Regions from separate parts of the Homo sapiens genome. Here region 2 is linked to region 1. The links are chromatin loops, found by intact Hi-C in ENCODE. Cell type or tissue: dorsolateral prefrontal cortex. All regions are shown on one strand. Links, peaks and the distances in the headings refer to the core of each region. The heading gives the core; the rest is flanking DNA. Region 1 overlaps ZZEF1 (zinc finger ZZ-type and EF-hand domain containing 1). Region 2 overlaps CAMKK1 (calcium/calmodulin dependent protein kinase kinase 1).

Region 1 (14,728 bases), core at 2,486-10,485:
GGCCTTCCACAGTGTCTCCTGGCTACTTCTATCCACTACTGAAAGTGGGGTCTTGAGGTCTCCAGCTATCATTGCTGAGTTATCTATTCCCCGCTTCATTTCCGTCAGTTTTTGCTTCATGTGCTTTGGTGCTCTGTTACTAGGTGCATATATATTTATAATTGTTATATTTACCTGATGGATTGACCCTTTTATAATTCTAAAATGTCCCTAGAAGCATTTTTTTTGTTTTAAAGTCTATTTTGTCTGATAAAACTATAGCCACTTCAGCTTTCTTGTGATTGCCCTTTGCATGATATATCTTTTTTTTATTCTTTTGCTTTTCATCTATTTGTGCTTTTAAATCTAAAATGTTTCTCCATGGACAGCATATAGTAGAACCTTGTGTTTTTATTTTTTATTTTTTGAGATGGAGTCTCGCTCTGTCGCCCAGGCTGGAGTGCAGTGGCGCGATCTCGGCTCACTGCAACCTCCACCTCCCGGGTTCACGCCATTCTCCTGCCTCAGCCTCCTGAGTAGCTGGGACTACAGGCACTCGCCACCACACCCGGCTAATTTTTTGTATATTTAGTAGAGATGGGGTTTCACCATGTTAGCCAGGATGGTCTTGATCTCCTGACCTCGTGATCTGCCCGCCTCGGCCTCCTAAAGTGCTGGGATTACAGGCGTGAGCCACCGTGCCTGGTCGAATCTTTTTTTTTATCCAGTACAATAATCTTCCTTTTGATTACATTGTTTAATCCATTTACATTTAATATTATTGGTATAGTTGGATTTATGCCGCCATTTTACTTTTTGTTTTCTATGTCTCAAGTCTTTTCTGTTCCTCATTCTTCCTTCACTGCTTTCCTTTGCATTAAGTGAATATTTTCTAAGGTAGCATTTACATTTCTATGATGATTTTTTTGAAGTATATTTTTGGCATTTTCTTAGTTGTTGATCTAGGGTTTTATATACTTTTTTTTTTTTTTTTGAGACAGCGTCTCACTCTGTCACCCAGGCTGGAAAACAGTGGCATTATCATGGCTCACCACAGACTTGATGTGCTGGGCTTAAGCAATCCTCCTACCTCAGTCGCCCGAGCAGCTGGGACTACAGGCAAGCACCACCATGCCTGGCTAATTTTGTTTATTTTTTATAGAGATGAGGTCTCACTATGTTTCCCAGGCTGGTCTCCAACCCCTGAGCTCAAGCGATTCATCCTCTTGCCTTGGGCTCCTAAAGTGCTGGGATTACAGGCCTGATCCATTGCACCTGGCTATACATTTTAACTTACTAGAATCAGCTTCTGATTTATTTATTTATTTATTTTTGAAATAGAGTCTCGCTCTGTCACCCAGGCTGGAGTACAGTGGCGCAATATCGGCTCACTGCAACCTCTGCCTCCCAGGTTCAAGCAATTCTCCTGTCTCAGCCTCCCAAGTAGCTGGGACTACAGGTGTGTGCCATCATGCCTGGCTAATTTTTGTATTTTTTTTTTAGTAGAGACAGGGTTTTGCCATGTTGGTCAAGCTGGTCTCAAATTCCTGACCTCAGGTGATCCACCTGCCTCAGCCTTCCAAAGTGCTGGGATTACAGGCATGTGCCACCGCGCCCAGCCTCAGCTTAAGATTTATATTAACTTTAATTTTAATGAGATGTAGAAACATGACTCCTATGTAGCTTTTTTCCCTTTCTCTCCTTTTTGTGGCATTGTTGTTATAACTATCACATCTATAAATGTTACAAGCCCAACAATAAGTTGTTATAATCATTACTTTAAATAATTTTATGTTTTCTACAGAAGCTGAGAGAAAAAGGAGAATAAGTATATACAGCTTTTATTATATTAATCCTCTTTTTTAAAAAAATAATTTCTAGGCCGGGCACGGTGGCTCATGCCTGTAATCCCAGCACCTTGGGAGGCCGAGGCGGGGGGATCACTTGAGGTCAGGAGTTTCAGACCAGCCTGGCTAACATGGTGAAACTCCGTCTCTACTAAAAATACGATAGCCAGGTGTGGTGGCGGCGCCTGTAGTCCCAGCTACTTGGGAGGCTGAGGCAGGAGAATGGCGTGAACCCGGGAGGTGGAGGTTGTAGTAAGCCGAGATCGCGCCACTGCACTCCAGCCTGGGCGACAGAGCGAGACTCCGTCTCAAAAAATAAATAAATAAAATAATTTCTAGTTCTCTTCATTTCTTCTCGTGGATTTGAGTGACATCTGGAGTCATTTCCTTAGCCCAGTACAGCTTTGCTCCCACCCACCTTTCTTGTCTTGCTTTTGGTAAATATACTACATTTTATATGTAATAGGCCTAACAATATGTTATATTCATATTTATACAGTTGCTTTTTAAATCAGTTGAGAAGAAAAATGAATTTATACTGTCTTTTATAATTGCATAATTACTTTTACCAGTGCTTTTTGTGGATTCAAATTGCCATCCGGGGTAACTTGCTTTTAGCCTGAAGAACTACCTTTTTTTTTTTGAGACGCAATTTTGCTCTTGTTGCCCAGGCTGGAGTGCAATGGCGTGATCTTGGCTCACTGCAAACTCCATCTCCCAGGTTCAAGCAGTTCTCGTGACTCAGCCTCCCAAGTAGCTGGGATTACAGGCGCCCGCCACCACGCCCGGCTAATTTTTGTATTTTTAGTGGAGATGGGGTTTCACCATGTTAGCCAGGCTGGTCTTGAACTCCTTACCTCAAGTGATCCCCCCCACCTCGGACTCCCAAAGTGCTGGGATTACAGGCGTGAGCCACCATGCCTGGCCTTGCCCAGTTTAATTTTGTCTCAAATTATATTGCCTGATGCTGAATAACTCTGATTTTCTGTTTGCATCTGCTTGATAGACATGTGCTCATTCTTCTGCATTTCACCTTTTTCTGGTCTTAAGATCAGTTGTTTTAAATGTCTGTCTCTCCACTTCTGTTGCAAATTTCTAAACTCACTAGTGGATAAGCTGCCTGCCACATCTGGGGGCATCTTGCCTGGCCGAGTGGTTGAGTGGTCCAGCTGATGTGTTGACGAGGCTCACAGTGGCTGCGTGGGTACTTCTGCCATTGTCATGGATGCTGTGTTGCTCAGCAATTCTGAGGTGACAACACAAACTCATGGGTCTCCCAGGTAGCTTTTAAAACAGTAAATTGGCCGGGTGTGGTGGCTTACACCTGTAATCCCAGCACTTTGGGAGGCCGAGGCGGGTGGATCATGAGATCAGGAGATCGAGACCATCCTGGCTAACATGGTGAAACCCCATCTCTACTAAAAAGACAAAAAATTAGCCAGGTGTGGTGGCAGGCACCTGTAATCCCAGCTACTCGGGAGACTGAGGCAGGAGAATCGCTTGAACCCGGGAGGTGGATGTTTCAGTGAGCCGAGATCGCGCCACTGCACTCCACCCTGGGTGACAGTGAGACTCGGTCTCAAACAAACAAACAAAACAAACAAACAAAAAACAGTAAATTAACTCACGGCTAGAAGATACCAGCCAACAGCTTGGGAAGCCTCACATGAAGAGAGAGTGAGAAGCCCTCTCCACTGGGGAATCAGAGGTGGTCAGTGGCCGCGAGGAAGAGGAGAGAGCCATCACCTGGTGCTTTAATTTTCGCCCTCACCTGCCTGAAAACCCAGGTGGAAGCAGGGCAGGAGAATGAGCGGAGGAGGAAGAGGAGGAAGAGGCAGGATGGAGGGCGGGAGAGAGAGGGAGCCGACATCTTTGAGTCCCTGGAATTTAGCTTTGCCTGGGGCTAGAGGCAACCCTCGGGCTTTTCGGTTTTGTAAGTCAATCCATTTCCGTGTTAAGTTAGTTTGGAGTGTCTTTAACTTGCAACTGAAGAAATCCCAACGAATCCTGGGACAGCGCCTCCAGATAGGAAGTCTAGAAGCTGGTTGGGCATGAGCAAAGCTACGTACGCCAAGAACCCCAAGAGAGAAGGAGAATTTGGTAATGGAGCAACTGGATGCCATCTGTGGCTTGACTGGACACTGTTGGAGGCCTTTTTATTTCTGGAATTTTTACATTTCCTTTCCATATACTGTCCATATTTAATGTCATGAGAAGAGAGCTGTGACATTATTTCAACCTACTGGAGCCAAATTGTTGCATAAAGTTGGGTCAGAAATACTTTCCGCTGAGGTGAGAGGACACCTTGCCACCTCCTGGAGATGGGTAGTTCTAGGGCTCAAACAATGGAATGAAGGAGTCAGACTGTCAGACTCCTGGCTTTCTGCTCCCACCGCCCCAGAGTGTTGGCTTGTCAGCCTCCAGCTGACATCTCGTCTCGGCACAAAGGGAGTGCGTAGGAGCAGGGCTCCTTCCCCAGAGCCTCTGGAGAATGCAGCCATAGAGCCGCCTTGTTACCAGAAAGGGGTCCCAATCCAGACCCCAGAGAGGGTTCTTGAATCTCATGCAAGAAAGAATTTGAGGTGAGTCCACAGAGTAAAGTGAAAACAAGTTTATTCGGAAAGAAATAAAGAATGGCTACTCCAAAGGCAGAGCAGCCTCGAGGTGCCCATTTTTATGGTTACTTCTTTTTATTTATTTGAGACAGTCTCACTCTGTTGCCCAGGCTGGAGTGCAGTAGCGTGATCTTGGCTCGCTGCAACCTCCGCCTCCTGGGTTCAAGTGATTCTGCTGCCTCAGCCTCCCGAGTAGCTGAGATTACAGGCACGCACCACCATGCCTGGCTAATTTTTGTATTTTTAGTAGAGACAGGGTTTCACCATGTTGGCCAGGCTGGTCTCAAACTCCTGACCTCGTGATCCATCTGCCTCAGCCTCCCAAAGTGCTGGAGTTATAGGCATGAGCCACCGTGCCTGGCCTATTTCTTGATTATATGCTAAATAGAGGTGTGTTATTCATGCTTCCCCTTTTTAGACCATATAGGGTTACTTCCTGACATTGACATGCCATTTGTAAACTGTCACAGCGCTGGTAGGAGTGTAGCAATGAGGACAACCAGAGGTCACTCTTGTGGCCATCTGGGTTTTGGTGTTTTGGCCAGCTTCTTTACTGCAACCTGTTTCATCAGCAGGGCCTCTATGACGTGTATCTTGTGCCGACCTCCTATCTCGTCCTGTGACTCAGAATGTCTAACCGTCTGGAAATGCAGCCAGTAGGTCTCAACCTTATTTTACCCAGCCCCTATTCAAAATGGAGTTGCTCTGGTTCAGACACCTCTGACGGCCTCACTGCAAGAAGGGCTGGGACACAGAAGCGAGCTTACTTGGGGTGGGCAGGGGGAGGGAGCAGGGAGGACTTAATCATGACTTTCCTCATGAGCTAGTAGAAAGTCCTACCTTTCTTGAGATTAAACTGTGTAGAGTCACCACCTGCAAAAAATTGGATTTTGTCAGCAGGGAAGGAGGGGAGGGGTAGGAGATGGCAGCTAGGGAAGCGACAGGGCCGTGTTTTATTTATTTTTATTTTTTGAGACAGAGTTTTGCTCTCGTTGCCCAGGCTGGAGTGCAATGGTGCCATCTCAGCTCACCGCAACCTCTGCCTCCCAGGTTCAAGCGATTCTCCTGCCTCAGCCCCCTGAGTTGCTGGGATTACAGGCATGCGCCACCAGGCCTGGCCAAGTTTGTATTTTTAGGAGAGACGGGGTTTCTCCATGTTGGTCAGGCTGGTCTCGAACTCCCGACCTCAGGTGATCCACCCACCTCGACCTCCCTAAGTGTTGGGATTACAGGCGTGAGCCACCACACCTGGCCAGGGCCGTGTTTTGACTTGGCTTCCGTCTGAGTGCCTGGGCTGCTCACTGGTGGTTCCGCATGAAGCCCCGGCGCTAGGTCTGTGGAGGGCATGTATTGAGCGGGTGAGCGCGCGCTGAGCGCCTCTGTGCTGCAGCCGTGGCTGGGGGCCGGGGCTCTCCACCCGCCTCCCGCGTGGTTCGAGGCTGACTTCCCACCGCTTCTGCCTCTCGATAAATGAGGCTCAGCTGGTGGAACCCTGTGTTTCTCTTCAGTTCTAAAAGCTTGGGCTCAACTTGCTTGGCTCTCTGTGGCCTTCTTCTTAGTCCGCTGGTGCTGGCTTAGTCACACTAGCCGGGCAGGGCTCAGATGGACGCGCCTGCTTTTCAGAGTGAAGCCCCAGTGTGCTCCGGACAAGGTGAGGCGGGGAGGGCATCAACATTTGCACCAGGTCCTAGAGATCGCCTCGGGAGCGGCACAGGCCTGGGAGCACCCAGTCCTGCTGAGTCTCAGGTTTCTCTCTGGGCTGAGGGATAGTGAGGGCTGAGGCTGGGTCCAGACCCTGCCTGGGGCTCCCCCGAAAGCAGTCTGGGGCTTTGGGGGATGTGTCAGACTCTGTCGGGCTGGAACAAATGGGCCTCAAAGGTTGGTTAAGTGCAGCCCCTGCCAAGAAGGCACGCTTCTGTAATTTGCCAGACAGTCCTCAGCCCCAGAATGCCTCTGGGAAGGAGACAGAGCAGCGCGTGGCAAAGCAGAGGCGGGGAGGAGGAGGAAGCGGGAGGCCCAGGTAAACCTCAGGCCACACTTGGGCCAGAGGCAGGGTCCAAAGGCCGGCGGGAAGGCAGCCAGTCCCAGGAAGGCAGCAGGCGCACTGCCTGGGGCCCTGCCTTCCTCCTCCGGGTTCCGCAGTGTCCTGCGGGCTACCAGAGAGGTCCACGGCGGGCGGTGGGGCCAGGGGAGCCTGGCCGAAGAGCAGAGGCCCCCACGGCGCCCTGTGTGTGGAAACCTCCGGATGGCCGCAGGGGGGTGGGGGGAGAACCAAAGCCCTGGGATCGCCGGGGGAGGGGCGGGGGCTTGGCTCGGGCTTGGGAGGAGGATGATCTGGAGGAAGGCCTACAGCAGCTTTCCATTCTTTCAGCCCTGAGCCCCCGAGTCTCCGCCTCGCATCCGTTCGGGCGCGGTGTAAACTCCACGCCTGAGCTCCACGAGACACGGCGGGGCGGAGGGAGGAGGGAGAGACCAGTCCACACACAGGCGTACCTTATTATATAGAATTTGTACAATATATTTCTTTTCGTTTGCATATTTTACCCACAGCTTAACATCCTTTTTACAGGCTGAACTCACTCAGGCTGATAGAATCAAAATTCTTTCAACCAAATAAGAAAAATTCAAAATCGTAAACCCGTAAGAAAACAAATTAAAAACGGTGATGAAAATACGTCACTCCTCTCGTTAGGAACAGTGTCTGTTTGTACAACAGGTATGCTCTGGAACAGGATTTCTTTACAGCGTAGGCACGTGTTTCCACCTTTGCTCTGCGGGCTTCGCCTCCTCCGGGCCTGGGGCTCCTGGAAAGCGCCGGGACGCGGCGGCTCTGGCTCGGCAGCGCCACCCGGTGGCCGGAGACAGAGGCGGCCGGGCCGAGCCGGGAGAGCAGCCGCGGGTGCGAGCGGACTCAGGCTTGTTTCCCGTGAACTGCAGCGAAGATCCCAGAACAGCAAGGGCAGTGGGCGGACAGGTGCTCTGGGGAGCCCAGCGTTTATTTACAGCTGATCTTCCTGACGGGAGGATGGAGTACAGCGGCGGCCACTGCCATAGGGGAGGTGACTCCGGCCCTACCGCCCGCTTTACTCGGAGTCTGGGGTGTGGAGGGGCGTGGGTGGCGCTATCTCGTCTACCTTCCAGGTTGGCTGTGAGTCTGAGCACGCAGCGGGGCCTCCCTCCCAAGCACTAAGACTTGTTTCCTGTGAGTCCCCTCTTGGGAAACTCCTTACTGGGAGGCCTCCTCGGGTCTGAGGGATGAAGAAGGTGGGGCCTTCTCTGGGGTGGTGCAGGCAGCTCCCAAAGCAAGGTAGGTTTGGCAAAGAGCAAAAGATGGGAAAAGGGTTTCTACGGAGCCAGCAGCACCTGCCTATTCAGGTCCCAAGCCACAGGAACCAGGCCAGGCCTTTCCACCAGGGCAATGGCCTCAGTCCTCAGGCCACCAAGTTCCAGGACCTGCCCCATGTGTTCCCGTCTCCCTTAAATCCCACCCTCCACCCGCCCCGGGATGGTTCTACCAGAACTCTGGGGCTTAGCTGAGAACCCAATTGTAGGGCTGTGAAGCCCGCTGCACCTTGGAGTCCTGACCCAGAAGGCGAAAGTGCTCTTATAGGAAGATGCTTCCAGACCTGCAGACTTGGGCCCTTGCAATCCAGATCCCTGCAGACCCTGCACAGAGGGATCTTCAGAGGCCACGGGGCACACTGGGCCATGGCAATGCTGACCTGGTCAAGCTTGGCCTTGGTGGTGGGGCCCCTTCTCTGGCTCTGGCACTGTGTGGTGGGACGTGCTTCGGCCCAGACACTGCCCCTAAAGGCATGCTCCAACCCCACGGGTCCCACTAAGGCCGGCACGCAGCCCACACGCCAGACTTGCTTCATGTTCCCAAGCGTGGCTCTGGAGGGAGAATCATCATCGGCACTCCAGGGCAAGACTAAACCCATCAAAAGAAAAATGTAAAACAGCACTGACTAGAACTAATGTCGTTATTGCTACAAGTGACAGCCAAACAGCCACGCAGAGTCCCAGAGGTGGGTATGACAGACTACCATGACTATCAAGCAGAAATAAAATTATGTGGGTTTTTACTCTTAAAATAAGATATCCTCTGATCATCTTCACGGTACATAAGCTCACGCGTGCTCCTCACATTCTGCTCCTTTCACAGAATGGTCAGTCCCCGGTCATGCCCTCGAGCCCCTCCAGGGAGACAGTGTGGTTCTGCTCTAAAAACGTGAGGTGGAAACTGAAATATGTCAAAACAACAACTGAGGAACTGCGGCTGTGCTGCCTGGTGCATGAGCAGACGTACAGGGGCGCCTGCCGGCTGTCCCCAAGGGCACTTGTTCTCCTCAAGGAGTTCTCTGGGAGGGTGCGGCCGTGCAGGGAGCTAGCTCGATGCCTGGTTCTGTACTGGATGCTTGGGGATCACTGGTGGCTAGGAGGGGCTCTCGCCAGTTTTGGTTTGGTGTGAAAAGCAAAGAGGTGCTCCCAGGCTGGGCAGCCACTGGGGGTCTTGCTGGAAAGGTGGATCTGGGTGGACTGTGCCTCCCTCTGAAGGCAAGTGCAGGCAGTTCCAGCTCCACGGAGACAGAAACCAGTTGAGAGAGGCCGCTTCCAAGTCTTCCCAGGCCCACGGCTCCTGCAGTGACAGCCTCTGGAGAAGGCTGGTCTCTGAACCTTCTTAAGGGCCCCCTGCCCACCCTTTCTGAGGCATTCTGCACTGCTTGGCTTATTTTCACCATGCTACAGCCTGTGCTTGTGTCCAGCCTACGCACGGGAGCTCTTGGAGACGTGGCTGCTTGGCATCCTAACTGGAGTGGTCAGCTCAAGGAGAGCTGGGCACTGGCGCTACAGGAGTTTTCCTGAATGAGGTTAGATGTCTGCTCTAAAATCCCTGTGGCAGATGAACTAGTCCCATGCACGCCCCACCAAGGGCTAACACTCCACATTCCAGAGGCGGGTGGCCTTGTTTGGGTAGTTGATGGCCAGGCTGATGGCAGCAATGTTCTGCAGAGCCTGTAGAGGGAAAAAGAGTTGTCGCCAATGTCGGGAGCCACTCCCTCATTCAGTGAGTGCTGATAAGACCCTCAGCTGAGCACTGAGGATGTGGGGACGGAGGAGGGGAACCAGATGTGTTCCCCTCCCCCACAGGCCTGCAGAGTGGAGAGAGAAAAAAAATGCTATTAAGAGCACATGAAAGCTCCAAATGTAGGTAGGAATCATCACTGCCCAGAGGGGCAGTCCCAGGGCGGAGGCTCAGAAGGCTGTCTGCAGAGGTCTGGGAAAACTCTCTGGGGAAAACAGTGCAAAGATGCAGGTGGGGAAGGGCAAGGCACTCACAGGAAACGAACAGCCAGTGCTGGGGACCAGAGGGAGTAGAGAAAACAGGGCCAGGAGGGCACTGAGATGCCCTGGAGGCGAGGCCAGGCCCGTCAGGCCTTCAGGGTCTGGGCAGCAAGAGGGTGGAGGTGGCAGAGGGAGGAAGAGGGGGTTGGCAGGGAGACGTGTCAGGGAGAAACGTCAGGACACTGGTGCAGTACACTCAACAGGCTGTGGGGGGGGTCAGAAGAGGGTAAGGAGGAAATGGAGACTGGACAGGGGCAGCAAGAGGGACCCGCCCACAGGCAAGCCGCCATGCTGAGCTTTGGGGCCAGGACGGGCAAATATCAAAATTTCGTTACATGATGTGATGAAACCTGGGGTGGCGGCGGCAATGCTGGTAGGTAGCTGTTGGGGGTAAGGGAGTTTCTACTCTGCCTACAGGTCTCGGGTGAATTCACACAAACTCTTCGGTATGGGCTGGGGGCATTTCCACTTCCGAGCGTACACGTCAAAGCCTACAACAGGAAAGAAGACCCTTTTCCTGCAAAAGGGCGGTGTGTTCGGAGACTACTTCCAAGGGACAGAGCGCCGCGCTCAGGCAGGGCTCTTGGCTGGGTGTCCCGGCTGGGTGTCCACCCACGGGTAACCCTGTGAGCCTCAGTGTCCCTAGCTGTCCTCCGGGGGGGTGGGGGTGTTGGGCCACACACGCGATGATATTCAAGGAGTCCAAGGTTCTCAAAATGTACTCTGGGGCCAGGCGACTCCCGAGACCCTTTTGGGGTCTGCAAGGTTCATTTTTGACTTTCCTTCTCCTGAGTATATGGTGGAGTGTTCCAGAGCCTGACGTGTGATCTGACTGACTGCAGAAGCAGACATGAGAACATGAGAATCCAGCTGTCTTCTACGAGGCCAGACATGAGAGGGGTCTGCAAGGATGGAACACAACAGCGCCACCCTCTGCAGGCATTCCTTTTTTCTTTTTTGGTCACCTATTTGTCCCAGAGCACTCAGTAATTACTTTGTTTTGAAAAGTTAGAGTCGTTTTTCACAAGACGTGTTATTCATGTTAACATGAAATGGGTTCACTACTTTAAAAAAATAAATTGATAAAGGTTTACACTTTTGCTTAATTTTTAAATTGAAAATCTCGTTTCTAATGGCACATATGGATATATGCATAATAGACATATCCAAAAGCTTTCTGAGCTCCTCAGTCAGTGAAAAGTGTGAAGCGTCCTGAGACCAAACAGCTGTCAGAAGAGGAGTTCCGCTACCAGAGAAGCAACTCACATCTAAAAATATGTGAAATCTAACTCCACGGAAACTTCAAGAATCAGCCAAACTAAATTTAAGGCATCGGTTGTTTTGGTTTTAAAGACACAAATTCTTCTGACCCCACAGTTTAGAGTGAATGACTCTGATAAATGGGGCTCGTGCATGCTCTCTGAGCACCAGGAGGAAGTGACTGAACTGGAACAAGCTCTGTGTAAGCTCCGGGTGGATTCTGTCCTACTCAGACGCAATGTACAGACCTTCTCTGCCCTGGCAATGGTGAGATGGTGGCGCCCCAGCCTGGGGGCCAGCTCTGTTGGGGTGGAGAGAGTACCTGTGCCGCACAGCGGAGAAGGTGGTCGTCCGTGGTTAGGGCCAGCAGGTAATCCTGCAGCACGCCAAGCTCCTGCAGAGAGAGAGCAGGGGCTGTGAGTGACAGCGCCAGATGCGCAGTGCAGCTCTCCCAGACCACCTGGGACACCTGCTTGCGAAAGCAGAAGCCTCTCATGGGCGGACGCTACTCACGCCGCCCAGCACCGCGTGGCACTGCCTTGCTCAGAACCCTGGCGGGAGCCAGGTGCCCGGTGCCGGGGTCACCTTTGCCTCCACCTGCCCTTGGGTGACCAGGCCGGGACCCCTCCTCAAGCCAGTTTCCTCATGTGTGAAAGGAGAGGGAAGCTAAAGAACTCTGAAAGGCCCTTTCAGCTCCCACATTCAATCAGTCTATTGTGCTGAGGGGAGGAAAAAAAGAGAAGGAAGCAGAAATAACCCATCGTTTTATTTTCCAAAACTCACTGTTGTCAAGGGCTGATCCCGGGCAGTTTCTCCCCCATTGGCTCTAGGCCTGACAAAATAAGCAATCTCAGAGCTGACCTGAGGGTTTCCCAGGCCTGGGAGAGGCGAGAGCCTCAGACTCTCAGCCATGCCTGTCCTGTGTGGCCTGTCGAGACCCTGGCCACTCAGGCTCGGATGAGGCAGCAGCTTCTGCCCTGGGTAGCAGAGGGAGCAAACGCACATGGAGGCACCGGGCTCCCTGCCCAGACCTCAGGCCTCACCTGGGCACGGTTCTCGGTGACGAAGAAGAGCTCAGTGAGGGCACGATGCAGGGGAAGGAGGATGCCGGGCTGCGTCACGTCCTCAAACAGGCCGTACTCCATGTGGGTAAAGAGCTGCCACAGGGGCTTCAACAGCGCAAGGTCACACAGGTCACTGCAGGAGGAGCCCCGGAGGTGGTCAGTTTACTGAGAGCCATGCCAAGGTCACATGGCTTACAGCTGGCAGGAACCACAGCTCAGACCCTCCCTCTCCCACAGCTGGTACAAATGATTATAAAGTCGCCTCACCTATGCTCCCCACAAAGCAGCCACGAATAGTCACCAACAGCAAAGAAGGAAAGGGGCAGAACCTAAACTTTAAAACCAGGCTCCAAGGGAACAGGAGGTCGGAAATGTGCTCACGGGGATTACTGTGCATCTTGAAAAATGGATGTTACGGGCTACACATGGTGGCTCACACCTGTAATCCCAGCACTTTGGGAAGCAGAGGTGGGAGGATCACTTCAGCCCAGGAGTTGGAGACCAACCTGGGAAATAAAGCGAGACCCTGTCTCTACAAAAAATTAAAAACAAACAAACAAACAAAACCCCAAAAAACAAACAAAAAAAAAACCTAGCTGTGTGTGACAGCACCCAGCTACTCGAGAGGCTGAGGTGGGAGGACTGCTTGAGCCCAGGAGTTGGAGGTTGCAGTGAGCCATGAGTGCACCACTGTACTCTGGCCTGGGCAACAGAGTGAGACCTTGTCTCTTAAAAAAAAAAAAGTTATGAAGACTTTCCAGTGACAGTGGGAACTCATCTCAAGATAAATATTAAATGAAAAAAAGCAAGATGTGGCCGGGCGCGGTAGCTCACGCCTGTAATCCCAGCACCTTGGGAGGCCAAGGCAGGCGGATCACGAGGTCAGGAGTTGGCCAGGAGACCAGCCTGGCCAACACAGTGAAACCCCGTCTCTACTAAAAATACAAAAAATTAGCTGAGCGTGGTGGTGGGCGCCTGTAATCCCAGCTACTAGGGAGGCTGAGGCAGAAGAATTGCTTGAACCCTGAAGGTGGAGGTTGCAGTGGGCTGAGATCACATCACTGCACTTCAGCCCAAGTGACAGTGTGAGATTCCGTCTCAAAAAAAAAAAGAAAAAGAAAAAAGAAAAAAAGCAAGATGTAAAACTACATATACAAAATAAAATTCAAAAATAACCTGCATATACAGCATTTTCTCTATGCATAAGAAAAACAACAGTAAACAGACACAACAAAAGATGCCACCAGCAGTTGACCCTATCAGCTTTCTAGGTTTTCTACAATGCTCACTGCTTTTATAAACAGAAAAGAACACTTAAGACAAGCGTGGTGGCTCATATTTATAGTCCTAGTTACTCAAGAGGCTGAGGTGGAAGGATCACTTGAGCCCAAGAGTTCACAGCTGCAGTGGCTATGATGGTGCCACACTGCACTCTAGCCTGAGCAACAGAATGAGACCCCACCTCTAAAAAAAATTAAAGAAAAAAAAAAAAGATGGCCAGGAGCGGTGGCTCATACCTACAATCTCAGCACTTTGGGAGGCTAAGGTGGGGGGATTGCTTGATCTCAGGAATTTGAGATCATCCTGGGCAACATGGCGAAACCCCATCTCCATAAAAAAACAGAAAAATTAGCTGGGTGTGGTGGCGTACACCTGTAGTCCCAGCTACTCAGGAGGCTGAGGGGAGGGGGGTCACTTCAGCTCGGGAGGTGGAGGCCTCAGTGAGTTGAGATGGTGCCACTGCACTCCAGCCTGGGCGAAAGAGCCAGACCATGTTTCAAAAAAAAAAAGGTAACGATGACTACCATTGTTATGATTTTCAGGTGGGCTTATGAAACACAAGATGCTTGCAAGGTTGCTCAGGCAGAAAGCTTTTCCCTAAGTAAAGCAGAGCCTCTGCTGAGAGAATGAACTGAGGGGTTTTTTTTTTGTGTGTGTGTGTGTTTTTACTCAGAGGAAGGCTGTGTTTTAATTCCAACTCAATATCCTTTGGAGAAGAAAAATTATGAAATAAATAATATTCTAGAACTTGTTATATGGCCATATATAATTATATAATATTGGATTTTGCTTTTTTTTAAAAAAAATTGCTTTTTCTCTTATGACTTGAAAAATTATTGTGTATATTTAATTGTTATCTTGAAGCCAATCTCTTTCTCCCAGAGGAATAAATCTTCATAAAACAAACAGGAAAATTCTGATAGCTTTCCAGCTGGGTTTTCAGAGAAGCATGAGCATGTGAGGTACAATGTACCTGCGAGCTGAGAAGGTCCCTCCCCTGAGGACTGCCCCTTGTGTGTGGCCTCCGGGCCAAGCCCTCAGGCAGGCCCCTCTCTCACTCTATGAGGAGCACGCATGAAAGAGGCTAGGGTGGCAAGGCATGCTGGGAGTTCCCTCCGGGCTCGGGACAGAGGGTGCGGGATTGTCCCCACTGGAAAGAAGGTTGCCAATGGCCAGCAGACTGTGCAGGCTGCGGCACAGGTCTTCTTTCCTGCTGCAGGCAAGAAGGGCCCACCAGCCAGGAGACCATGGAGATGTTCCATGTTTCATAAGCACTGCTCAACCAGACTGTGCTTACTGGACTCGACGCTCAAGTGAACAGAGCTAAGCCCATGTG
Region 2 (14,728 bases), core at 4,291-12,290, 140 kb before region 1:
TGGGGAAAAGATTGAGAAATCGGATGGTTGCCGTGTCTGTGTAGAAAGAAGTAGACATGGGAGACTTTTCATTTTGTTCTGTACTAAGAAAAATTCTTCTGCCTTGGGATCCTGTTGATCTGTGACCTTACCCCCAACCCTGTGCTCTCTGAAACATGTGCTGTGTCCAGTCAGGGTTAAATGGATTAAGGGCGGTGCAAGATGTGCTTTGTTAAACAGATGCTTGAAGGCAGCATGCTCGTTAAGAGTCATCACCACTCCCTAATCTCAAGTACCCAGGGACACAAACACTCTGCCTAGGAAAACCAGAGACCTTTATTCACTTGTTTGTCTGCTGACCTTCCCTCCTATTGTCCTATGACCCTGCCAAATCCCCCTCTGCGAGAAACACCCGAGAATGATCAATAAAAAAAAGAAAGTCACCTGGAGAGCTGAAAAGGTTACATACTATGTGATTCCAACAATATGATATTCTGGAAAAGGCAAATCTATGGAGACAGTAAAAAGATCAGTCGTTATCAAAGGGAGAAAGGAGGGGGAGAGATGAATGGGTAAAGGACAGGATTTTTAGGGCAGCAAAACTTTTTTTTTTTTCTGAGACAGAGTCTCGCTCTGTCACCCAGGCTGGAGTACAGTGGTTTGATCTCGGCTCACTGCAACCTCCGCTTCCCGGGTTCAAGTGATTCTCCTGCCTTAAGCCTCTGGAGTAGCTGGGGATACAGGCGCCTATCACCATGCCCAGCTAATATACATATTTTAAGACAGAGTCTTGCTCTCTCGCCCAGGTTGGAGTGCAGTGGGGTGATCTCCGCTCACTGCAAGCTCCGCCTCCTGGGTTCACACCACTCTCCTGCCTCAGCCTCCCGAGTAGCTGGGACTACAGGCGCCCGCCACCACGCCCAACTAATTTTTTGGTTTTTTTAGTAGAGATGGGGTTTCACTGTGTTAGCCAGGATGGTCTTGATCTCCTGACCTCGTGATCCACCCGCCTCGGCCTCCCAAAGTGCTGGAATTACAGGCGTGAGCCACCGCGCCCAGCCAATTTTTATATTTTTAGTAGAGACAAGGTTTCACCATATTGGCCAGGCTGGTCTCCAACTTGTGACTTTGTGATCTGCCCACCTCGGCCTCCCAAAGTGCTGGGATTACAGGTGTGAGCCACCGCGCCCGGCCATAGCAAAACTATTCTATGTGACACTGTAATGGTGAATACATGTCATTATACATTTGTTAAAAACTATAGAATAATACAACTCAGTGAGTCCTAATGTAATCCGTGGACTTTAGTTAATAATAATGTATCAATATTGGTTCATAAATTGAAGCAAATGTACCCCAATGCAAGATGTTAATAATAAGAGAAATTGGGGGGCGGGAGGTGGAGGTTGAGAGGATATATGGGAACTGTCTGTCTCTCTCTCTCTTCCTTCCTTCCTTCTTTTTTTCACAGGGTCTCACTCTGTCACCCAGGCTGGAGTACAATGGCGTGATCTTGGCTCACTGCAACCTCCGCCTCCTGGGTTCAAGCGATTCTCCTGCCTCAGCCTCCTGAGTAGCTGGGATTACAGGTGCCCGCCACCATGCCCCGCTAATTTTTGTATTTTTAGTAGAGACGGGGTTTCACCGTGTTAGCCAGGATGGTCTCGATCTCCTGACCTCGAGTGATCCGTCTGCCTCGGCCTCCCAACGTGCTGGGATTCCAGGCATGAGCCACCACTCTGGCCCTGTCAGTATCTTCTGCTCAATTTTTCTAAAAACCTAAAACTGCTAAAATAATTTTTTTTTTTTTTTGAGATGGAGTCTCACTCTGTCGCCCAGGCTGGAGTGCAGTGGCGCAATCTCGGCTCACTGCAAGCTCCGCCTCCCGGGTTCAAGCCATTCTCCTGCCTCAGCCTTCCCAGTAACTGGGACTACAGGCGCCTGCCACCACGCCCAGCTAATTTTTTGTATTTTTAGTAGAGACGGGGTTTCACCGTGTTAGCCAGGATGGTCTCGATTTCCTGACCTTGTGATCCACCCGCGTCAGCCTCCCAAAGTGCTGGGATTACAGGCGTGAGCCACCACACCCGGCCTAAAATAATTTTTTAAATATAAAATATATATTTTAAAAAATCCTGACACCCAGACGGCATCCTTGACCATTTGAACCAGAATCTCTGAAGGTCGACCCAGGCATGAGGATTTTTTAAAAGCTCCCCAGGAGATTCTAGAACTACCCCTTCGAACTGAATGGGGCTGGGGTGGAGGGAGCAGACAGACTGCAGTGGGGAGCCCTTTCTCAGCTTTGGGGTGGGTTTCCGAGGGAGGTAGATGGATATTGGCACAGATTGCCTTAAAGGAGCGGGAGCGCCTGAGGGCATGGAGAATCTCGTCCTTGTGAAAGCTCCAGTGCCTTAGGCACGGTCCCTCTTGGACTCTGGTGGGGACCGAGTGAGAAGTTTGGCCGGTGCCCTCCTGTGCTGTAATTCTGTATCAATCTGGTGACCATTTCAATGAACCCACCTCTGGATTTTTCCAGCTGCTGAACAGGCCTTGGAGGGCGGGGTCAAGCTTGACAAGCAGGGGCAGGGATTGAGGGGAGGCAGTGTCCCGCCGGAATGGCTGGGCCTGAAGAGGAATGGGAGCAAGGTGAGAGGGTGGGACATGAGTGGGGAGGGCATCCAGAGAGGCTGACGGGGCCTTGAGCACCAGGCTGAGCACCGTGGGGACCATGGCAGGGTTCTGAGAGGGGCATGGTCAGGTGGGTGCTCAGAAAGATCACTCGGGCAGCCAGGGAGGGCATGGACCAGAGGGCCAAGGACCAAGGCTAGAAGACCAGTGAGGAGGTGAGAGATGGCGAGGCTGCATTTGAGGGGCTCCAGTGGTGGGGAGGAAATGAGAACAAGATGGGCTTATTGGTCTTGGTGTCTGGGGAGCTTCAGCCTGACCACCAGCACCCCTCCTGGAGAGGGCATGGTACAGCCCCTCACGGGAGCTTTGTGGGACCACCAGGAAGCAGGCAGGAGCAGCTCTGGTCTGTTTCTCAGATGGAAAACCTGATCACCCCACTGGGCAGCCTATAGCCTGGTCTCCCTCCTGGTCTTCAGCAGCTCTGATGGACCCAGAGGGCAGCTTCACCCAGAGGGAAGCTCCACAGCTGGGCAAATACCAGTCACGTAGGACGTGCTGAGACCGTGACCCCCAAGGCTGGGTCCGGCAGCCCCGAGGCAGAGAGGCCTTTCCTTTTAAGGGTGTCATTTGCTGAGAATTTACCACGTGCTGAGCTCTGTACCAGGCGCTTGGCACAAGGACTTCATTTACCGTCACAAGAACCCTGCAGTACTGTGAAACATATTTGGTTTCGAGCCCATTTCCTGGCATGCAACTCCTGAAATCCTGAGGATCTCCAAAGGGATAGCTTTTTCCCTTTTTTTTTTTTTTGAGACAGAGTCTCACTCTTTCGCCTAGGCCGAAGTGCAGTGGCACGATCTCGGCTCACTGCAAGCTCCGCCTCCCGGGTTCACGCCATTCTCCTGCCTCAGCCTCCCGAGTAGCTGGGACTACGGGCGCCCGCCACCGTGCCTGGCTAATTTTTTGTATTTTTAGTAGAGACGGGGTTTCACCGTGTTAGCCAGGATGGTCTCGATCTCCTGACCTCGTGATCCACCCCGCCTCGGCCTCCCAAAGTGCTGGGATTACAGGCGTGAGCCACCGCACCAGGCCAGGGATAGCTTTTTCTTTGCTAACGAATTGACTGGTGGCTGGCAGCCCCTAGGTGGCTTCAGGATGGGGTCTGGTCACCAGAAAGACCCAGGCAGGATTAGAGGGTTGGGACTGTCAGGCCCATCCCCTACCTCTGGGGAGGAGAGAGAGGCTGAAGGTTAAGGTGATCACCAATGGCTAATGATTTAATCAATCATACCTAGGTATTGAAACCTCCACAAAAACCCCAAAAGGACAAGGTTTGAGGAGCTTCCGGAGAGCTGAACACATGGAGGTCCCTGGAGGGTGGCATCCTGGGGGGACATGGAAGCTCTCCACCCCTCCCCCGTCCTTTGCCCTGTGCATCTCCCCTCATCTGTATCCTTTGCCAAATCCTTTATAATAAACCGGTAAACGTGTTTCCATGAGTTCTGTGAGCCGCTCCAGCAAATTAATCAAACCCAAAGAGAGGGTTGTGGGAACCCCAACTTGAAGCCGGTGGGACAGAAACTCCAGAGGCTGGGACTCATGACTGGTGTCTGACTGAGGGACTGTCTTGTAGGCTTGTGTCCTCAACCTGTGGGATCCGATACTGTTTCCAAGCAGACAGTGTCGGAATTGAGTTAGAAGACACCTGGCTGGGGTCTGCTGCAGAAGGGATATGGGGGTGGGGGGGACTCCACATGGTTGGTCACAGAAGTCTTTTTTTTTTTTTTTTTGAGACGGAGTCTTGCTCTGTCGCCCAGGCTGGAGTGCAGTGGCGCAATCTCAGCTCACTGCAACCTCCACCTCCCGGGTTCACGCCATTCTCCTGCCTCGGTCTCCTGAGTAGCTGGGACCACAGGTGCCCGGCTAATTTTTTGTATTTTTAGTAGAGACGGGGTTTCACCGTGTCAGCCAGGATGGTCTCGATCTCCTGACCTCATGATCCGCCTTCCTCAGCCTCCCAAAGTGCTGGGATTACAGGCGTGAGCCACCGCGCCCAGCCGGTCACAGAAGTCTTCTGTGTTCACTGTTGTAGTGTGAGAGCAGACGAAAACGTTTGCATTGTTTGCATTCAAACCCCATGGGAGGTGGGCGCGGTGGCTCACGCCTGTAATCCCAGCACTTTGGGAGGCCGAGGTGGGCAGATCACCTGAGGTCAGGAGTTCAAGACCAGCCTGGCCAACATGGTGAAACCCCGTCTCTACTAAAAGTACAAAAAATTAGCTGGGGCATGGTGGCGGGCACCTGTAGTCCCAGCTACTTGGGAGGCTGAGGCAGGAGAATCGCTTGAACCCAGGAGGAAGAGGTTGCAGTGAGCCGAGATCTTGCCATTGCACTCCAGCCTGGGTGACAGAGCAAGTCTCAAAAAATCTCAAACAAACAAACAAAACACCCCACGGGAACATTCCCATTAAATCAATAAGGGAACTGAGGCTCCTCCAATGACCTGCCAAAGGTCACACAATTTTTAAGTAGCAAAGCTTGGATTCAAGCTCAGGGCTGTGTGACCTTAAGGATGACTCTTTTCGTCGCTGCCCTGGAGGGCTGTACCATGGGAACAGAGGTGTGGGGTCCCAAAAGTCTGTACCAGTGTCCAAGGCTAAGCGGGGATGGGAGGTCACTGGGCTGGTGTCACAGGCACTCCTGTGACACCACAGGGACCTCTGCCCCAAAAGCAGCAGCTATGGCTCCTACCCGGACCAGACCTTGGCATCCTGAGCCCCTGTGAAACAGGCAGTTCTTCCCAAGGAGTGGCCACGGACCCGCCCAGGAGCCTCAGCTGTACCCTGGACTGCAGCCCGGTCACCTCCTGAGCCAGCCCTTCCCTCTCCCTCCCTCCGCCAAGACCACTTCTCACCACTGTCCTGCTCAGGGACTTAGGGTGCCTCAGACGCTTCCAGAAAATTCAACAAAGCCAGCTGTTCCAGCTGCTGAGAAAGAACGTATATCCAGATGCAGAAAATGTACGCACAAACCTTTTTTTTTTCTTTTTAACTCAAGAAAGGGCTTTTATTGTTTTTAACTCACTTCCTGGGAAGTTAATTTTTAAAACACTCTTATAGAGTTTGCTCATCGCTTGTGCTACATTCAAAAACAACGATGCCAACCAAAACCCTCAGTGACAGGGTGAGCATCCCACCTGGGCCTACCCCTGAGCTTTCCAAGGGTGGGTCCGATCAAAGTGGTCCCCCCAGACCAGATGCTCAAGAAACACTTGGGGATCAGTGATTGGCTCTTAACTTGCCTTCCACTAACTCTATAAAAGTGTTCTTAAAAACAGTACCGAGTAACTTTTTAAGCTTCGGGCCACACTGCCTTAGCCCAGAGGAGCCGGGGAGAAACGTGGACCCACTGACAATGGGGCACATTCGGCTCCTAGCCTTAAATAGACGTAGAAACTGTATTACAGATGCATGTACCAGTGCAGGACATACGAGTGAGCTGTGTGCAACAGATGAGCACGCGACATGCACCCACAGGCGCGGAGATGCAGCGGGATCCGGGTTTCTCCCCCAGCCAGCCTCCCTTCTCCAAACAAGCCCTCCTCCAACAGGACACCCACACCTGTGGCCAAAAGCCCTTGTCCATCCATGTTTCCAGGGCAGTGTCCGAGTCCTGCGTGACCCTGTGGGGGTCAACCTCTATGAGCATTCGGTCAGCAAATGCCACGTCGGCCAGCCGGACACTGATCCCAGAGAGAAGGTGAAGGCTGCTCCGGAAGAGCTGTGTCTGCACGCGCTCCAGCACCCCCGCTCTGAGCAGGCTGACTGCTGATGTCCTCAGGGTGAGGCAATTGCCGCAGAGGCCACCTGCCAGCGTGCACACCCCTCCAGGTTCTGTGTCTCGTGATCCCTCCGACCTGGACAGTTTGTCCTTCGTTGTAGGAGTGTGAGTGCAGCTCTTGGGCCCAGATGGGTAGGCCGGTGTAGGAGGAGAGGCTGGGTTCCAGTTATTTCAGCATGCGCAGGGCCACAGGCCTGTCGCGTCCATGGCCCTCGGTCAAAGTCAGCCCTGGTGTCTTCTCCAGCCTCAGCTCTAGGGGCATCATCAAGGGAGAGAGTGAGATGGGCAGGGACGATGTGGTGCTTCCGCTTCAGGCCTCTGCTCAGAGCTTGATTCCGTTCAGTCCACTTTCCAGATAACGCCGAATGCGAAACACAGTCCAGGAAAGTTAGTTCCATCCACTTGGCTGCCAAATAATCTTGGGCTGTGCTGGGAACCACGGAAGATGTAGGAAAGCTCGTGAGATGTTCCCAAGCAGGGCCTCTCCCCGAACCCCCAGGTTAAAAACAAAAGTAAAAGACAACAAAAAAGGAATCAGAATTCTCCAACACTGGCCCTGTCCCCAGTGAGGGGTCCGAGCCCCCATACCAGCGTCTGAATAGACAAGAGCTCTGGTGCCACCACCCCAAGGTGGGCAGGGTACCCCCCTCTCCACCATATGCCTGTGGCAGCTGAGCCAGGCCTGCCCGGCCCCAGCGGGAGGTCTCTTCCGTTGTGGTAAGCCTGGCCTCCACCTGCCATCTTGGTCTCCTGCCTCTGCCTCCTGCCCCAGGCCATGCCAACCAGCCGGGTGGCATTTCTGAGGCTCCATGGGCACCCGGTTTCCCCACAGAATGGGTCAGGCCAAGGAGGTCCAAGAAGAGGAGGATGGCCTCGTGGGAGCCCTGCCCCCAAGACCCCAAATGACATACATTCCAGTCTGTCCCTGGACGTGCGTGCGTGGAGGTCATGCAGCACGATGGGGGAGGGGCGGGAGTGGGGCTGCAGTCCCCAGCCCCCTGCCTGCGGGGGCGGCTGTTGCATGAGGGGTGGGCCTCTGGAGGCGCGGGATGAGTGTGCTGCCGGGTGGCCCTGGGTGCATGCAGGGGCTCAGGATGCAGCCTCGTCTTCCTGGACGCCGGGGAGCTCTGGGCTCTTGCCCCCTTCACCAAACCCTTCTTTCCTGTTCAGGGGACACCAGGGACAGAGGGACCTCAGGGTCAGAATATGCACTCAGGGAGACACTCTCCCTCACACACACAGGAATCTGAATCCCACATCTCTCAAAGCCCCCTTCACCCACTGCCCCAAGCTTGGCCTCCCTCTGGCCTCCCTACATCACGGCAGTTGCTCCTTGCCGGTCTCTCAGCCCCCAGTCTCAGCCCGCAACGCCTCCGTGGCCCCCCATTGACCAGAGATGAAGTCTAAACCTCCCAGCACGGCCTCTGGAGCTGCTCACAGTCTGACCCAGCTGACTTCCCTACATCCTCCAACTATCAGCCTAATCAAGGGCCTTCTCTCTGTGTGTGTGGTTTTGTTGTTGTTTTGAGACAGCGTCTCGCTCTGTCGTGCAGGCTGCAGTGCAGTGGTGCAATCTCAGCTCATTGCAACCTCTGCCTTCCAGGCTCAAGCGATCCTCCCACCTCAGCCTCCTGAGTAGCTGAGACTACAGGCACATGCCACCACGCCCAGCTAATTTTTGTATTTTTTTATCTCTATAAAAACAGGGTTTCACCATGTTGCCCAGGCTGGTCTCAAACTCCTGGGCTCAAGCGATCCATCCACCTCAGCCTCCTAAAGTGTTGGGATTGCAGGCGTGAGCCACCGTGCCCGGCCTGAGGGCCTTCTGTGTTGACCTCAGTCATCCCCCAGCAGATCTGGGTAGAGAGGCTTTCATTTTGCATTTTTCTTTGCCTTGTTCACAGGGCAGAGTCCATCTATCAGTCTTGGGATTCTGTCACATATTCAACAGATTTCTATATCTAGTTTTCCTCCCAAAATGTCTCTTTTTAAAATAACCAGTAAATGGGTTTTGATATCTTTAAAAAGGACCAACTCCACTTAACTCTACTACTGAGTTTCTACAATTATCCCAAAGTATAAAAAACTCTATGGCCGGGCACAGTGGCTCACGCCTGTAATCCCAGCACTTTGGGAGGCTGAGGTGGGCAGATTACCTGAGGTCAGGAGTTTGAGACCAGCCTGGCCAAAATGGTGAAATCCCGTCTCTAATAAAAATACAAAAATTAGCCGGTGTGGTGGTGGCATGCACCTGTAATCCCAGCTACTTGGGAGGCTGAGGCAAGAGAACTGCTTGAATGTGAGAGGCGGAGACTGCAGTGAGTTGAGTTTGCGCCACTGCACTCCAGCCTGGGCAACAAGAGTGAAACTCCATCTCAAAACAAACAAACAAAAAACCAAAGCAGTCTATCAAGGATAAATATTGGGACTTGATGATGAAGTAAAATCTTCTTTCAAAGTTAAACGTGGAGGCTGGGTGTGGTGGCTCATGCCTGTAATCACCTGGCACTTTCGGAGGCCAAGGTGGGCAAATGGCTTGAGGCCAGGAGTTTAAGTCCAGCCTGGGCAACATGGCAAGACTCCATCTCTATTTTTTTTTTAAAAAGCTCTACCCCAAATTAAACTTGGGTCACAGAATTCTAGAATTTTATAGCTGGAAAGTATTAAGCCCAATCTTGTCACTCTGTTTGCCAGGTACAAACTAGACACTAAATGTATCCTTATCCTGTGTCTGGCTTGTTCCACCACTAGGGGGTGCTGGACCACAGGCTCTGAGTCAGAAGGACCAGGTGTCCGTCCACCTGCTGTCCTGGCATAATTATTATTACTTTTTTTTCTTTTTTTTTTTTGAGACAGGGTCTGGCTCTGTCACCCAGGCTGGAGTACAGTGGTGCAATCTCAGCTCACTGCAACCTCCACCTCCCAGACTCAAGCAATCCTCCCACCTCAGCCTCCTGAGTTGCTGGGACTACAGGCACCCACCACCACGCCCGGCTAATTTTTTTTTTTTTTAGAGATGGGGTCTTGCTATGTTGCCCAGGCTGGTCTTGAACTCCTGGCCTCAAGCAATCCTGCCTTGGCCTCCCAAAGTGCTGGGATTATAGGCATGAGCCACCATGCTGGCATAATAATTATTATTTTTTGAGACGGAGTCTCACTCTGTCGCCCAGGCTGGAGTGCAGTGGCGTGACCTTGGCTCACTGCAAGCTCTGCCTCCCGGGTTCACGCCATTCTCCTGCCTCAGCCTCCTGAGTAGCTGGGACTCCAGGTGCCCGCCACCACGCCCAGCTGATTTTTTGTATTTTTAGTAGAGACGGGGTTTCACCGTGTTAGCCAGGATGGTCTCGATCTCCTGACCCTGTGATCCACCCGCCTCGGCCTCCCAAAGTGCTGGGATTACAGGCGTGAGCCACCGCACCCGGCCGTGCTGGCATAATTATTAATGGCTTCCCCTTTCACTCTCAAAAATGTCCCCATTTGGACGTCAAATTATATATGCCCCCTCTCCCCCTACACTAAGCACAATTCCAGCATCAGGGGCCTACATTCCTGGATGAGCTCAGAGAATCCTCCCCCAACCGCAACCACCTCCCTGAAGAGATGACAGAAAAGCTGCAGTTGGGACCTCCAGGCCTCTCCCAGGCCCCCCACCTCATTATGAGGCTCTCCCTGGGTGCAAGCCACCTCCAGCAGGGAGCAGATGTCAGCTTGTCCACTACGAGGGGTCCCGACCCTTCTGAAGGGCCCTCTTATGAGAGGGAGGCCTCACGGGAAACCAACATGGTGGTCCCGGACAGGCCTGGTGACAGCGTGAAGCCAAGGCACCCGGACAGCGCCTGGCACTCACCCCTCTGGGGAGTGCGCCTTCCACACAGAGCAGGCCAGGGTGGGGCAAACAACTCCCACCAGCCCCTTCCCCAAAGCTTCCCTCCGGGGCCAGAGGAAGGCAGTGGCTGTCCCAGGACCACGCTGTGGTTCAGGACCCCACTGGTTTTCTCTCTGCAGGTTTGTGTACAAACTCCAGCACAGGCCTTATTAGCATCCCAGACTGGCTTTTATTATAGTGAAGAAGGTGGATCTGCTGAGGACGAGGCGCACAGGCTTGGGGAGCTGCTTTTCTGGACCCTCCTAGGAGGTGGTGAACCCACAGGCGTGGCTCACCATAGGGAGCCCTCGGCCAATGCGGGTTCCTCTCCCGTGGTCCACCGGCCAGCCTGTCCCTGCTTACTCACTGAACAAGCACTCACAAAGTGCTGACTGGGCACAGAGCCCCAGCAATGGCTGCAGGCAGCCTGGGCCACTTGGGAGAGCAGCCAACAGTCCCCAGGGCCAGGCAGAGGGGCCAGCACCCCTCCTCTACAGCCCGCCAGCCTCCTACAGGAAGCCAACATCAGCCTGTCTGCAAACCTCTGCCAGGCTGCCAAGGGCTGAGGGGGCCACAGATTTGAAGCCCCAGAGGGGCTGGACCCAGTGAGAGAGTGACATCAAGCTGCATGGAAGAAGGGTCTTCCTGTCCCATGGAGGGGCTGCGTGAGCTCCTCATCCCTGGAAGTGTGTGTGTGAGGGATGCTGGCCCCAGGAATGAAGCAAGAGCTGGGCCCAAAAGGTCCCTTCTAGCCCCGACTAACCTTGGGGACAGAGATGCAAATGGGGCCAACACCGAGACCTGGCCAAGTCCCCAGGCTCTGGCCTTGGCCCAACGACAGTGAGAGTGGGAGGATGGGCCTCAGACCTCCCCACCCAACTCCAGGGAGTGCCCGGCAGTCCCTGGCCCACCAGTACTTACACCAGTAGGTTTCCTGGAGCAGACATGGATCGCTCTTCCCTCCGTGCTTGGGGCTCAAACGGGTTCCCAAAGGAACGCTTCCTCAGCATGGACTTCACCAGGATCTGAGGAGGACAAGGCAGCGTGAGGAGCACAGGTCCCAGGCTCCCAGACACGCAGCCTCTGCTCCGATTCCCCGAGAGCAGCTGCCAAGGGGGCCGCAGTGCGGGTCCCATCTCAATCAGCACAGCATGAAATGGCAGAGGCAAGAACACGGGGCGCTGGCAGCTGGGGGCATATTCCTGGAATGGTGAGGAGCCGGATGCCACTGGTACATGAGGAGGGGGCCGGGACCAGCCCATGAAGGGTCCGCAAGGCCAGGCTGAAAGAGTGGGGAGGGCCAGGGCTGGAAGTGGGAGTCCATTAGAAGATACCTTCTCGCTACGGCAGCAATGCCATGGAGGGATGCTGTGCCATCCTTCCCGCCTTCCGGCCGCCGAGAAGATGCCAAGATGCTACTGCAGGGCGGCCCGGGAAGCGGCTGAGCCGCAGCCGGTGGCCCAGTCAGTGGGGCTGCCAGGAGGGGAACAGCTGCCGCAGCCTGGCTCTCTGCCTTTGTCCCTCCTCCGTGACAAGGACGGTTCCATGCCGTGCCCACAGACACGCCGACTCACACGCATGCAGAGAGGCAGCGGCACACTTGCCAGTCCCTTCACTCCCTCGCTTGTGTCCATCCATCCCGTCAACACTGGTCACCACTGGCTGCCTACTGGGTGCTGGCCACTACTCTAGGCCCTGGGGCCACACTGAGGCCAGAATTCCTGCCCTCATATAGCCTTTTTTTTTTTTCAGACGGAGTTTTGCTCTTGTTGCCCAGGGCTGGAGTGCAGTGGCACAATCTCGGCTCACTGCAACCTCTGCCTCCCCGCTTCAAATGATCCTTCCGCCTCAGTCTCCTGAATAGCTGGGATTACAGGCGTCCACCACCACACCCGGCTAATTTTTTGTATTTTTAGAAGAGACGGGGCTTCAGCATGTTGGCCAGGCTGGTCTCAAACTCCTGACCTCAAGTGATCCTCCCGCCTTGGCCTCCCAAAGTGCTGGGATTACAGGCGTGAGCCACTGCGCCCAGCCATCATACAGCTTATATTCTAGTTGGGGGAGACAGGCGATAAGTAAAGAAGAAAAATCAGTAAATTATGTATGTCAGTAAGTGGAAAGGAAAAAATAAAACAAGGGAATGGCGATGAGGTGTGAAGCAGGGGAGGCTGAAGCTACAGGGTCAGGGAAGGCTCGCTTCTCTCTAGGAGGGGACCCTGGCGTAAAAAGCCGAAGGAAGTGAGGGAGCGAGTCCCGTGGCCATCGGGGGTGGGACTCCCCGGGCAGAGGGAAGCGAAGTCTGAAGGCTCTGGGGCAGCCCCTTCCATGGCACGTGGCCAGAGACGAGTGCATGATGGCGGGACGGTGCACGAGCCCCGCAGAAAAACAGGGCGGGTGGTGGGGCACAGGCTGGAGGTCTGATTCTGAGGGACACAGCAGCCCGAGTGAGAAGCAGGCTCTGAGCTGGGAGGTGACACACTCATGCCACTGGGACCATGCTGGGTGCTGAGTTGAGCATTGACCAGGGGGACAGGGAGTGAGAGTAGAAGCAAGGGACAGCGTGGGAGGTTGTTCCAGTGGTCTGAGAGAGAGGAGATGGTGGCTAAGATCAGGCAAGTGGTCATGGGGACCCCGTGGGAGTTGCCTGGTTCCAGCGACCCCACAGAGTCAAGTAAGCATAGGGGGCAGGGATTGAGCCAGCTGGTCCCAGCTGGGCCGGGACCCTGCAGAGGGGGATAAAGTGCAAGGCCAGGCCCCGCCAACGGCAGTGGCCCTGGCTCTCCTCCTGGCCTTGTGCTTGCCCTGACTCACTTGACTGTCAGGCAGGGGCAGGGCAGGGCTCTCAGTGGCCCCAGGTGGCCACGGGGGACTATGTGAATCACTTCCAAGTGCCAACACAGAAGCTGAGCAGAGGAAGAGGAGCAAAACCGAAATGTGAGCGGGCACTAGGGGAGACACAGGCACTGTCTAATGGATACGCAGGATCTGGGGGAGATGCAGGCACCGTCTAACTGATACGCGGGCTCTGGGGGAGAAGCAGGCGCCGTCTAACTGATACACAGGATCTGGGGGAGAAGCAGGCGCAGTCTAACTGATACGTGGGCTCTGGGGGAGAAGCAGGCGCCGTCTAACTGATACGTGGGCTCTGGGGGAGAAGCAGGCGCCGTCTAACTGATACGTGGGCTCTGGGGGAGAAGCAGGCGCCGTCTAACTGATACGTGGGCTCTGGGGGAGAAGCAGGCGCCGTCTAACTGATACGTGGGCTCTGGGGGAGAAGCAGGCGCCGTCTAACTGATACGTGGGCACGGGGGAGATGCAGGCACCGTCTAACTGATACACAGGATCTGGGGGAGACGCAGGCACTGCCTGATTGATACGCGGGCGCTGGGGGAGACGCAGGCCCATCTAACTGATATGTGGGCTCTGGGGGAGACACAGGTGCTGCCTAACTGATACGTGGGCTCTGGGGGAGACGCAGGCGCCGCCTAACTGATACGTGGGCTTTGGGGCCACTCCTCCAATCCAAAGGCTGCCCAGGCCGTTCCCCTGCCTTGTCCTCGGCACCTTGTGCAGTGCCTGGAGAACGGAAGCTCAGTAACTGTCTGGACGGAATGAAATGCTTCTTCCAGTCACGGTGACTGCTGCCGCTGAGCAAGGGCCATCTATTTCTTTCTTTTTTTTTTTGAGATGGAGTCTCGTTCTGTCAACCAGGCTGGAGTGCAATGGCGTGATCTTGGCTCACTACAACCTCCACCTCCCAGGTTCAAGCGATTCTCCTGCCTCGGCCTCCCCAGTAGCTGGGACTACAGGTGCCCACCACTGCGCCCGGCTAATTTTTTTGTATTTTTAGTAGAGGTGGGGTTTCGCCGTATTAGCCAGGATGGTCTCGATCTCCTGACCTCGTGATCCACCCGCCTCGGCCTCCCAAAGTGCTGGGATTCCAGGCGTGAGCCACCGCGCCCGGTATTTCTTTCTTTTCTTTTCTTCTTTTTTTTTTTTTGAGACGCAGTCTCGCTCTGTGGCCCAGGCTGGAGTGCAGTGGCGCGATCTCGGCTCACGGCAAACTCCACCTCCCGGGTTCACACCATTCTCCTGCCTCAGCCTCCCGAGTAGCTGGGACTACACGCGCCCGCCACCACGCCCAGCTAATTTTCTATATTTTTAGTAGAGTCGGGGTTTCAAGGATGGTCTCGATCTCCTGACCTCGTGATCTGCCCGCCTTGGCCTCCCAAAGTGCTGGGATTACAGGCGTGAGCCACCGCGCCCGGCCCCACGCCCGCTATTTCTTTAAATCAGTCACTCTCCTCACCAAGCCTCCTGGTCTCCCGACCACAAGACCTCCCTCTCCATGGGCCTCCAGCAGAATGGCGGCTCCAGTGGCCCAGGATCACAGCTGGCTGGCCAGGCAGGCCT

Evidence for each region. Peaks named below come from ENCODE experiments on the same cell type or tissue, not always from the same donor. Only the 100,000 strongest peaks of a DNase experiment are listed, where the experiment ranks them.
Region 2: a loop joins it to region 1, with 2.5 times the contacts of the local background. A loop is called at or near these places in 63 of 110 quality-filtered maps.

Annotation. Positions count from the first base shown.
Region 1 is chr17:3,997,514-4,012,241 of GRCh38, forward strand. It overlaps ZZEF1 (zinc finger ZZ-type and EF-hand domain containing 1), which reads right to left. Exons shown (of 55, transcript NM_015113.4): 53 at 12,091-12,244; 54 at 11,370-11,441; 55 at 6,932-9,457. The coding sequence ends at 9,377. Among named protein-coding and RNA genes, the nearest start is that of LINC01975, 28 kb to the left of the region's middle. RefSeq lists silencers at 7,156-7,235, 7,336-7,415 and an enhancer at 9,582-10,549. In dorsolateral prefrontal cortex, for the core only: a CTCF peak has its summit at 7,297 (motif pointing left); DNase peaks (open chromatin) are centred at 6,858 and 7,408; H3K27ac peaks cover 1,431 bases.
Region 2 is chr17:3,854,672-3,869,399 of GRCh38, forward strand. CAMKK1 (calcium/calmodulin dependent protein kinase kinase 1) reads right to left here. Exons shown (of 16, transcript NM_032294.3): 15 at 11,237-11,340; 16 at 5,644-7,612. The coding sequence ends at 7,540. It overlaps LOC124903897 (a long non-coding RNA gene), which reads left to right and starts at 1,528. Exons shown (of 2, transcript XR_007065580.1): 1 at 1,528-1,568; 2 at 3,906-4,109. RefSeq lists enhancers at 13,124-13,625, 13,626-14,125. In dorsolateral prefrontal cortex, for the core only: CTCF peaks have their summits at 9,193 (motif pointing right) and 9,393; DNase peaks (open chromatin) are centred at 9,220, 10,660 and 11,810; H3K4me3 peaks cover 922 bases; H3K27ac peaks cover 2,170 bases.